Regions from separate parts of the Homo sapiens genome. Here region 2 is linked to region 1. Evidence: chromatin loops called from intact Hi-C (ENCODE). Cell type or tissue: IMR-90. All regions are shown on one strand. Each heading gives the region's core, and the rest is flanking DNA. Links, peaks and the distances in the headings are about the cores only.

Region 1 (4,399 bases), core at 162-4,161:
GTTCTCAGCTGCCATGACCTCACAAAGCTTATGAATCTCAAAGAGACTGCAAGGTGGGGAGCGGAGAGAAAATTATACTCCTTAAGGAAGTGGGAAACTTTTATTTTACAGGTTCCAAAAGTGAACCTGGAGTGTAAAAGCAGGTGGAGACGCCAGCTTAAAGAGTCACCACTTCAGCAAATCAAACATCAAGCAAGCATCTTCCAATTCCATGATTCAGGTCTCCAAATAAGTAAAATAAAGTCTCTCAAATTTAATTCAACTATTTCCCTCCCTAGTTTTATGCAAACAAACCAAAAGTTAGGGGAAAATCCCTACGACACACAGCCTTTGGCTCTCAACCTTAACTGCAAAAGTCAAGTCTAACCAGCAGCACATATGATCTAGTTATGCCACCTCTGAGAACCTCACAGTGGTGTTTCCTTCCCTTTTCTCTGTGCTTTGGACTCAAGCTACCCTGTAACGATATTTTGACTTCAGAAAATAGAACCATCCACCACCCTCTCCTCCCTTCAAATCTCACTGAAACATGCTATTATGGTGTCCATTAAGTCTGTGTTTAGAATGGTCAGCTGGTGAGGGAGTTAATTTGGGAGAATTTGTCTCCTTGTGGGTCAGTATTGCAGAGCAACTTTCCTGCCCTCTTGTCTGGAAAGAGAATCATGGACTCACTGTTTTCTTGTGCTGGAAGTGGATCATGGACTCACTGCTTTCTTTGTGGTCAAGAACCACATGACACCCTTGGAGAATAAACCTACTACAACATAAACAAAAATCTACTACATCCACTCAGTAAGCTATTTCATTCCAAATTATTTTATGAACTTTGTATGTCTACAGCTCTACTTAACAAGTGCTGAATAGCATAGCCGGTCAAGTATTAAATAAAACTCTTAGGCAAGTTGTCCTCCCACAGTTTTTTTACACAATAACACACTCAGAAATCAAAATGTTTAGTAGAGCCAGATGTTACACTACTGGACTGTGGTTCAAGGGTTGGCTTATGAATCACGTTTGTTTATTACTTGTGTAATAGAATCTGAAAACTGAAGTTTTCACCAGGCAACAAAACATAATAGATATAAAATTCCAGAGAAAGGTGCCAAAACATGTTATGAAGATTTTCAAAATAAATGGCCTTGAGAACCTGGGTATGCCTGTTGGGCTTCTCAGCTACATGAGGGCCCCAGAAGAAGGGTCAGAGAATGGAGACAAAAGAGATTGGAGAAGCTATCTCTTGATGGAGGGGAGGGGGAAGCATTACTTTGCCAAGCTTTCCACGCTCTCAGGGAGTTGGGAGGAGGGGCAACCTTCTAACTATGGGCTTGGAGGAGAGAATCCCTCAGAGAGCAGTGAAAGTGTTTCCTGAGGCTGAGAGGCTTAGAAGCCCAACTCACTTTTGAGAAAGATGAAATTGATGGTATGGCCAAGGTCTAACTCCTACCAGGTGGGGATCTAAAAGGCATGAGAATGGCTGACTTCTTTGGAGTGCTGCTGCCTTGGGACTCATGCCAGTCCCAGGCCAGGGAAGCATGAGCATTCCTTGCAAGAGCTGTGTCCCCTACCATACAAAGTGAGCCAATATGGGGACTGTCTTGATTTAGTCCAGTAGAGCCACCTGGAGGAGGCTGGAGGAGCTTTGAGATACGCTGCTTGGTGTCTAGGGGCTGAGGAAGAAGTCATGATGACTATCAGAACAAAGAAATAGAAGTTGCTGAGTCAAGGAAATTGTAGAAAAAAAGAGGAAAAACACTGAAGAATCCAGGAAAATGACATCTCAAGGGGAAAATGCATCTGTAAGACCAGAATGAGACCAAATGACAACAGTGCCAGCTCAAGTAAGAAGTCCTATGTGTCACCTCTCCCTGTCACCCCCAGCCCCATGGACTCCCGTGGAATCAAAATAGCAGCTATCAAGATAGGCAAAGAAGAGTAGAAACGTGAGGTAAAGAAAAGAAGAAGGACTACCACCCTGTACCTTAATGCAGGCTTCCATCCTAAAAACTAGCCCAAGAGTAGGGAGTGGAAGATGGGAGAAAAATGGAGGTGGGAGAGAAAGAGGTTTAACAGTAAATTAAGTTCAAAGGTTTGAATATTACACAGGACTGGATTTTCTAATTTTCTCATCTAACTTACTTGTGACTTAGTTACTGTAGATCACCTGTCACTTAAGAATAAGCAGGAACTTATAGGCTGCTGGGGTCCTCATGCAGAGCAGAAAAGTTACCCCACAGACTAAATTTCCCACTGTAAAAGGACAATGGAAAAACGAAGTTGTGTTTTTACTAATCTGTAAGCTATGCTTTTTCAATATGCTAGCTATACGTATTTTCAAAAGACACAGGATCTGAATCTTTGCTGTGCAAAACCATCTCCCAGAGAGGACTGCTCAGCCACATGAAATATATGGGTTTGACACCTTTATAGGATAATGAAATGACATTTTCCTCTGTGACACCAGCATCATGTGTCTGGCACTTAAGTTCTCTGACCTCGTTTTGAGACTTACAAATTCTTTTCCTGATACTGCTCAAATTTCTCTCTTGTGTGTCATACCCTAATCACCATGCCAGATTTCCTAGCATAAACAGCAACTGCAAGAAAGTCTGTTTCTATTCTCTGTTCACTCTGTCTAAACCTGCACAAATTCATTGATTTTAATCATGCTGCTTTCACCTTTATTTGGCCCCCCAAAATATCCTAATTTTCACCAACTATTTCACACTTTCCTTATTTGATCTTGATCTTTCTATTTTCATTTCTTTAAATATCTTTCAGTTCCTTCTTTTCTTTAATCAAGGGAATGCTAGAATCAAAAATGCAAGAAGTATTCTGGGAATCTTTGAACAAAAGTGGGAGTGTATGAGTTCTCTCATTAAATTACAAAAGTGAAGAGACCTTAAAGAGTCCCACCATCTTAATTGACAGATGTGAAAACTGACTCCCCAGGAGTTTATGCAACTGATTAGACGACCAGCAAGTGCACAGTGGTACCAGAATCAGGGCTCCAGGTCCCAAGCCTGGGGTCCTTTCCAATGCACTGACTGCTTTGAAGTACATAACGTAATAAATACTAAAACTAAACTAAACTGAGATGTCATGAAGACGACTAGAGATTAACTTTATAATTAATAGCATTCCCAAATCTAAAGATAATGAGACTTCTGTTTGCCACCACAGGGAGTAACATAGGCTCAAATCAGCCTTCTGCTGAAAACAGTTTTAAAACCTGACAAAATATATAAAACAACTATTTCAGACATAAGACAACCAGAAGCACAGGACTGTGATCCTCAAGAGAAGAGAAACAAGCAAAGCAAATGCTACAATTACCCTGTTTTTCTGCCTCGAAGCAGTTTCTAAACTGCAGCACAGGAAAGGGAAACTGAAACAATTCGGTGGTCTCACTGAGTTGAAGAGACAGACGTTAGAGTTCAGGGACACCTAGACAGCTAGAATTTGCCGAGTAGAGTATAAGAGAAGAGGTAACTATGCAAAGAAAGACTTCCAGAAATCTGTATAGGATTCCCCTCAAGTCTTTGGACAAATAGTAATCATCATGAGGTCAGGCAAAGAGAAGCTGCTGGGGAAAGAATAAGTACCAGGGAAGGGTACGCTGAACACTTCCCAGAGTTCACATACTGTTTGGAGTTGTTGGAATTTTCTCAAGCCAGAGTATTGAAATCTTCAGAATATATAGATTATTCAACAGAGGGAGACTAGATGGGTGATGCCTGAGTAGTGGCCTAAAGTAGCCCTAGAGTAAAGGCTTCTTTAGAGTCACTCTCAAAGAGCTTAAAAACATGGCTCAAGAGAATCAAACAAGGATCAACAGGATCACCAAGTAACTTCAGTTACTATCCAAAAGGGCCAGCATTCTCTAAGCAATATAACCAAATCCAGCATCCAACAACATAAAAATTTAAATGTCAGGCATTCAATAAAAAATGAGAAGATGCTGAAACATTTGGAAAGCAAATAATGCAGTTCTAAATAACACAGGAGTCAAAGATAAAATCCAAATGGAAATTAGAAAGTATTCTGAACTTCCAAAAAAAAGATAAAAACAACATAACATCATTTGTGGCATGGCATTAAAGCAATAGTTAGTGGGAAATTTATAATATTAAATGCCTATATGAGAAATAAAAGGGTCTTAAAGTAATAAGTTTGTGTCAACCATAGTATAGAAAAAGTAAAAATAAAGCCCAAAGTAAGAAGAAAGTGGATAATAAAGATCAAAATATAAATCGGTGAAATAAAAAACAGAAAATCAATAGAGAAAATCAATGAAGCCAAAAACTGGTTCTACAAGAAGATTAGTAAAATAGATAAATCTTGACACCAGTCCTACAACAGCATGGTCAGGTAGCGCAGAGCTGGTCAGATGCACTTACTC
Region 2 (4,399 bases), core at 117-4,116, 83 kb after region 1:
CAGAGAAAAGAGAGACAGCTAATTTTGGCAGGTTCTAAAATAGTGATATAGTGTTGTGTAAAATGAACAGGCTAACACAAAATACATATTGTATGATCCCATCTTTATTGTTTTAAAGATGTATTTGTTTAAAGATTATTTGTTTTAAAGATGTAAAATCAAGTACTATACATATTCTAAAATGTTAACACTAGGCAATCTCTGGGATAGGGATGATTTTCACATATTTTTCTCTCTGTATTTTCTGATTTTTCTAAAATGAATGCATACTAATGAGAAATAGAAGTTTTAAAAACATTTTGTGTCATGTATGGAAGTTGCAGATGAGTACAGCTTAATTTCCTTAAAAACTTTTATTCTCTTTCTCTAGTAAAAAAAATATAAGAACCTTACTCTTACCATCACATTTCACAAGAGAGTCCTCAATTTTCTTAAAAGATGGTAAATGTATTTACATAAGCTAATGATGACCTCTCAGCAGTCATTTTAAAACACAGCTTTCTAAAAATTTTAATCATGTACCAAAACATAAATTTTTTTCTTTTTTGATACAGGGTCTCACTCTGTCACCCAGGCTGAAGTTCAGTGGCACAATCATGGCTCACTACAGCCTCAACCTCCCCAGGCACAGGTGATCCTCTTTCCTCAGCCTCCCAACCAGCTAGGACTACAGATGCATAACACCACACCTGGCTAATTTTTGTATTTTTTGTAGAGACCAGGTTTTGCCATGTTGCCCAGGATGGCCTCAAACTCCTGGGCTCAAGCAATCCTCCGGCCTCAGCCTCCCAAACTGCTGGGATTACAGACATGAGCACCTGCACCTGGTCTTCAAACATAATTTTGAATATTGTGAACCCTAATGACTAAAAATAACAAGAGTCTTTGTAAGTGTGAAAAAGCATTAGACATAGCAATTAGAGAAAAACAGTAGAACATTAAAAACAGACTCATAAAAATATCATGCTTAAGTACACTGTCCAAAATGAATTAATTTATAAAATCAAATCACTTGGTAAATGAGAGATATGATCTAGAATACTGGCCAAAGAGAAAAGTATTTTTTTGACATTCACAAATAATGAAATGCATTCTTTGTACTACTTTGATTGTGATGCTGGTTACATGTACTATACACACTAGTCGAAACTTAGTTTTGTAAGCTTAAAACTGTTGACTTTTAACACCTGTAAATTATGCCTCAATAAAGCCAATTTTTAAAAATCACACTGGATTTTTTTTGCTAAAATTTTCAGACTCTTACTCAGTAGTTGAATCACTCATAAAGAATCTCTTAGATTATACAAACCTAATACAGAAAAAAATCTGCACATAGTGAAAGTGGAATCTCTTCCTCCTAAGTTCCGTATCACAAATATCTACTAATACTGGCAGAAATCTGTCATTCTTTCTCTCACCTTCAGCTTTCAATAAGCCATCAAATCCCATCAATTCTACCTTCTTCCAAACCTAATCTTAGCGTTTTTCCTTCTTTCAAACCTCATCGTAGTGTCTTAGTCATTTCCTTCTGGACTACTGCAATAAACTCTTAATTGATTTCCATGTGTTTAATTTCCCAGCCTATCAATCCAATCTCCATAATACAAGAAAAAATCACTCTATCAAAAAAATATACAAACAAAGCAATAATAACGTCAGTAAAAACTTGTTTAAAAACATTAAATTGCCTCACAATAAAGTTCAAAGTCATGGCATTAATGGTTGTTTTAAACTAGGCCTGTTGATCAGTATCAGTCCCTCCTCACAAAAAGGCCTATATTTTATATCTCTGTCAGTAGGACCATCCTCTCCTTTTCTATGTATGATATATCTACTAATCCCTTAAAAATCCAGTTTAAATGTAGTTTCCTCCATTCACAGTCTCCTAGGCAGAGGTAAGTGGTTCAGCTGTGTCCCCATTAACATGCTACACATACTATTATTATTATTTGTTAATGCCGTTGTTTCCACCCTTCGATGTGAACTCCTCTAAGGCAGGATCTGAATCTTCTCCACCAAGCACAAAGCCTGGCTCATAGTAAAAAAAAAATTATGAATTGAATAATAAAAGAATAAAAATAGAATTATTCATTAAAGCCATTTTTGCTATGACAATTATAAGTTAATGTTTTTCTTAAAAAGCTTAGATGTGACAATACAAATAGTACCTTGTCTACATGGAAAATCAAATCCAGCTCACAGACATTTTCAAAACATTTGTCTAATGTTTCCACAAATACCTATGGAAAAAGAAAAAAGGTTTTAAGAACTGTTTAAATTTATTCAAAACTATTATCTATAAGGAAGGCAATTCTTAATTATGAACTAAAATTTTGTATTATACATTTATCTTTTTCAAACTAAAAATTGTATTAATGCAAAAAAAGTAAAAAAAGAATAGAGTCCTACCAAGTTTAACTACAGATAAATTACTTTTCAATACATAAGTATAGAAAACAAACTTTTTTTGAAAAGGACTAAAACTAGAAAGTCTTAGCACCATTTCTTACAAAAGCACTTAAAAATACTCAACTAAGCCTCCTTATTTTAATGTGAGGGGGAAGAAAGCTCATTAGGAAATATCCATCAAGAGAGGTAAGGCACAGTCCAAGTCCCTACTATATCTAATGCAGCCAGTAATTTTTAATTATCAAATCAGTATAAAAGACCACTAAAAACTACTTAGCGAAAAAGCACAGACTTTGGAATCAGACTTACCTGGGTCCAAACTCTAAACTGAATAACTTGTATGACCTCGTGGGAAGAGTCACCTCAGCAGGCTTGCGTTGCTCAAACTCTGCACATTCCCATAAATGGACTGTTTTCAGGACTAGCCCTTGGCCAGCTCCTGAGAACTAAGCTCCAACCTTTCAGAAAGTTGTCTGATTAGAGTGTTTTTGTATGCTGGAGGTCTTGGGCCATGCTGTACCAATTTGAGCAGGTACTTCATGTTAATAATGTGATTTATAGTGAATGCCTGCTTTTTCTCCGAGGATCTGAAGCTTAAGTAGCCAAGGTCAGTCATGCAGGCATGACATACCTATGTGACTGACCCCCAGGGTAAACATCCCTGGTTGGGAATACTCTGTACACATTATGACATATTTTGGGGGAAATTAAGCATGTCCTGTGTAACTCCAGTAGAAAGGAACACCTGACAGCTTGCAACTGGAGTCTTCCAGACTTCATCCCATGTGCCTTTGCTGATTTTACTCTGTATCCTTTCACTATAATAAACCATAGCATGCATATAGCAACTTCTGAGTCCAGTGCATCCCAGTAAATCATTGAGATGATCCTGATGATCTCTGATGCAAACCTTCAAAAATCAATCTCTTAAATTCCAACTTGCATAGTTGTCACTGACTATTCTATTCCCATTTCTATTCTCACCACCCTTTTCAGTGGTAACTTAAGATAAAGGGACCATGTAATTTATTATCCTAAATGGGGTAGTATTAAAAGTAAAAAGGAACAGCTATTAATAATAAATTATATAATAGTATGCAACATTATTATAATGTAATAACAGCCTGGAACAACAGCTATAAACCAGGACTATCCCTAGTTTATTGAAATGAATAGTCATCCCACTATTCACAGGTGATCCTATGGGGAAAGGGGTAAAATGTAAACAAGAGGCTTCTTGCTATAGTTGCTCCTATGTAGGGCACGTTTCTACAAATCCACAATCTAAGGTTTCTTCCTGGCATCAATGTTAGATGGCTAAGTGGACATGTAACTACAGTTCATCCTTGAACAACGTAGGGTTAGGGACTCCAGCCTTCCAGGCAGTTGAAAATCCATGCCTAACTTTGACTTCCCCAAATCTACTAATAGTTTACTATCGATGGAAACCTTACCAATGACATAGTTGATTAACACATATTTCATATTTCGCAAAAAATGTGAAATAACGTTTTCATGCCTGCTGGGGTACGACTTCATGAAATTTCCTAAAAATTTCCTTTTCTTGTTGTACAATGGTCTATATGCTACATCCACTTATCTTGAAATGGAAAGCAACCACAGCTGCAGATTTCAATCTAAGGTACATATCAAGTGATTCAACTTTTGCTGGTAATGTCATGACACTCTCTGCTTCTTGGGGGCACTTCCACCATCGCTAGTGGCACTTGGTATGGGAGTTACTGTGGTGTTATTCAAGGATTACGATATTGAGTAAACATGATGAAAAATACACAAGAACCAGAAGGGATTACTTTTTGCTTATGGGGAAATTATTAGCAGGACATAGCAATTTAAGCAGATACTCAAAACACTTGACCTCACCACAAGGAGGTGACAACAAAATTATTATAGTTAATATATACAGTTAATTTTGTCTAGCTATAATTTATTTTAATTTCTGTGGGTATACAATAGGTATATATATCTG

The links. A loop is a pair of places that touch in the nucleus more often than their neighbours do. Peaks named below come from ENCODE experiments on the same cell type or tissue, not always from the same donor. Only the 100,000 strongest peaks of a DNase experiment are listed, where the experiment ranks them.
Region 2: a loop joins it to region 1, with 3 times the contacts of the local background. A loop is called at or near these places in 1 of 110 quality-filtered maps.

Annotation. Positions count from the first base shown.
Region 1 is chr5:115,976,296-115,980,694 of GRCh38, reverse strand. All of the region lies in intron 1 of LVRN (laeverin), which reads right to left. Among named protein-coding and RNA genes, the nearest start is that of LVRN, 16 kb to the right of the region's middle. RefSeq lists an enhancer at 3,237-3,526. In IMR-90, for the core only: no CTCF peak of the experiment used is centred there; DNase peaks (open chromatin) are centred at 934 and 2,554; H3K27ac peaks cover 1,589 bases.
Region 2 is chr5:115,892,928-115,897,326 of GRCh38, reverse strand. AP3S1 (adaptor related protein complex 3 subunit sigma 1) reads right to left here. Exons shown (of 6, transcript NM_001284.4): 4 at 2,169-2,240. Among named protein-coding and RNA genes, the nearest start is that of AP3S1, 53 kb to the right of the region's middle. In IMR-90, for the core only: no CTCF peak of the experiment used is centred there; no DNase peak of the experiment used is centred there; H3K4me3 peaks cover 254 bases; H3K27ac peaks cover 458 bases.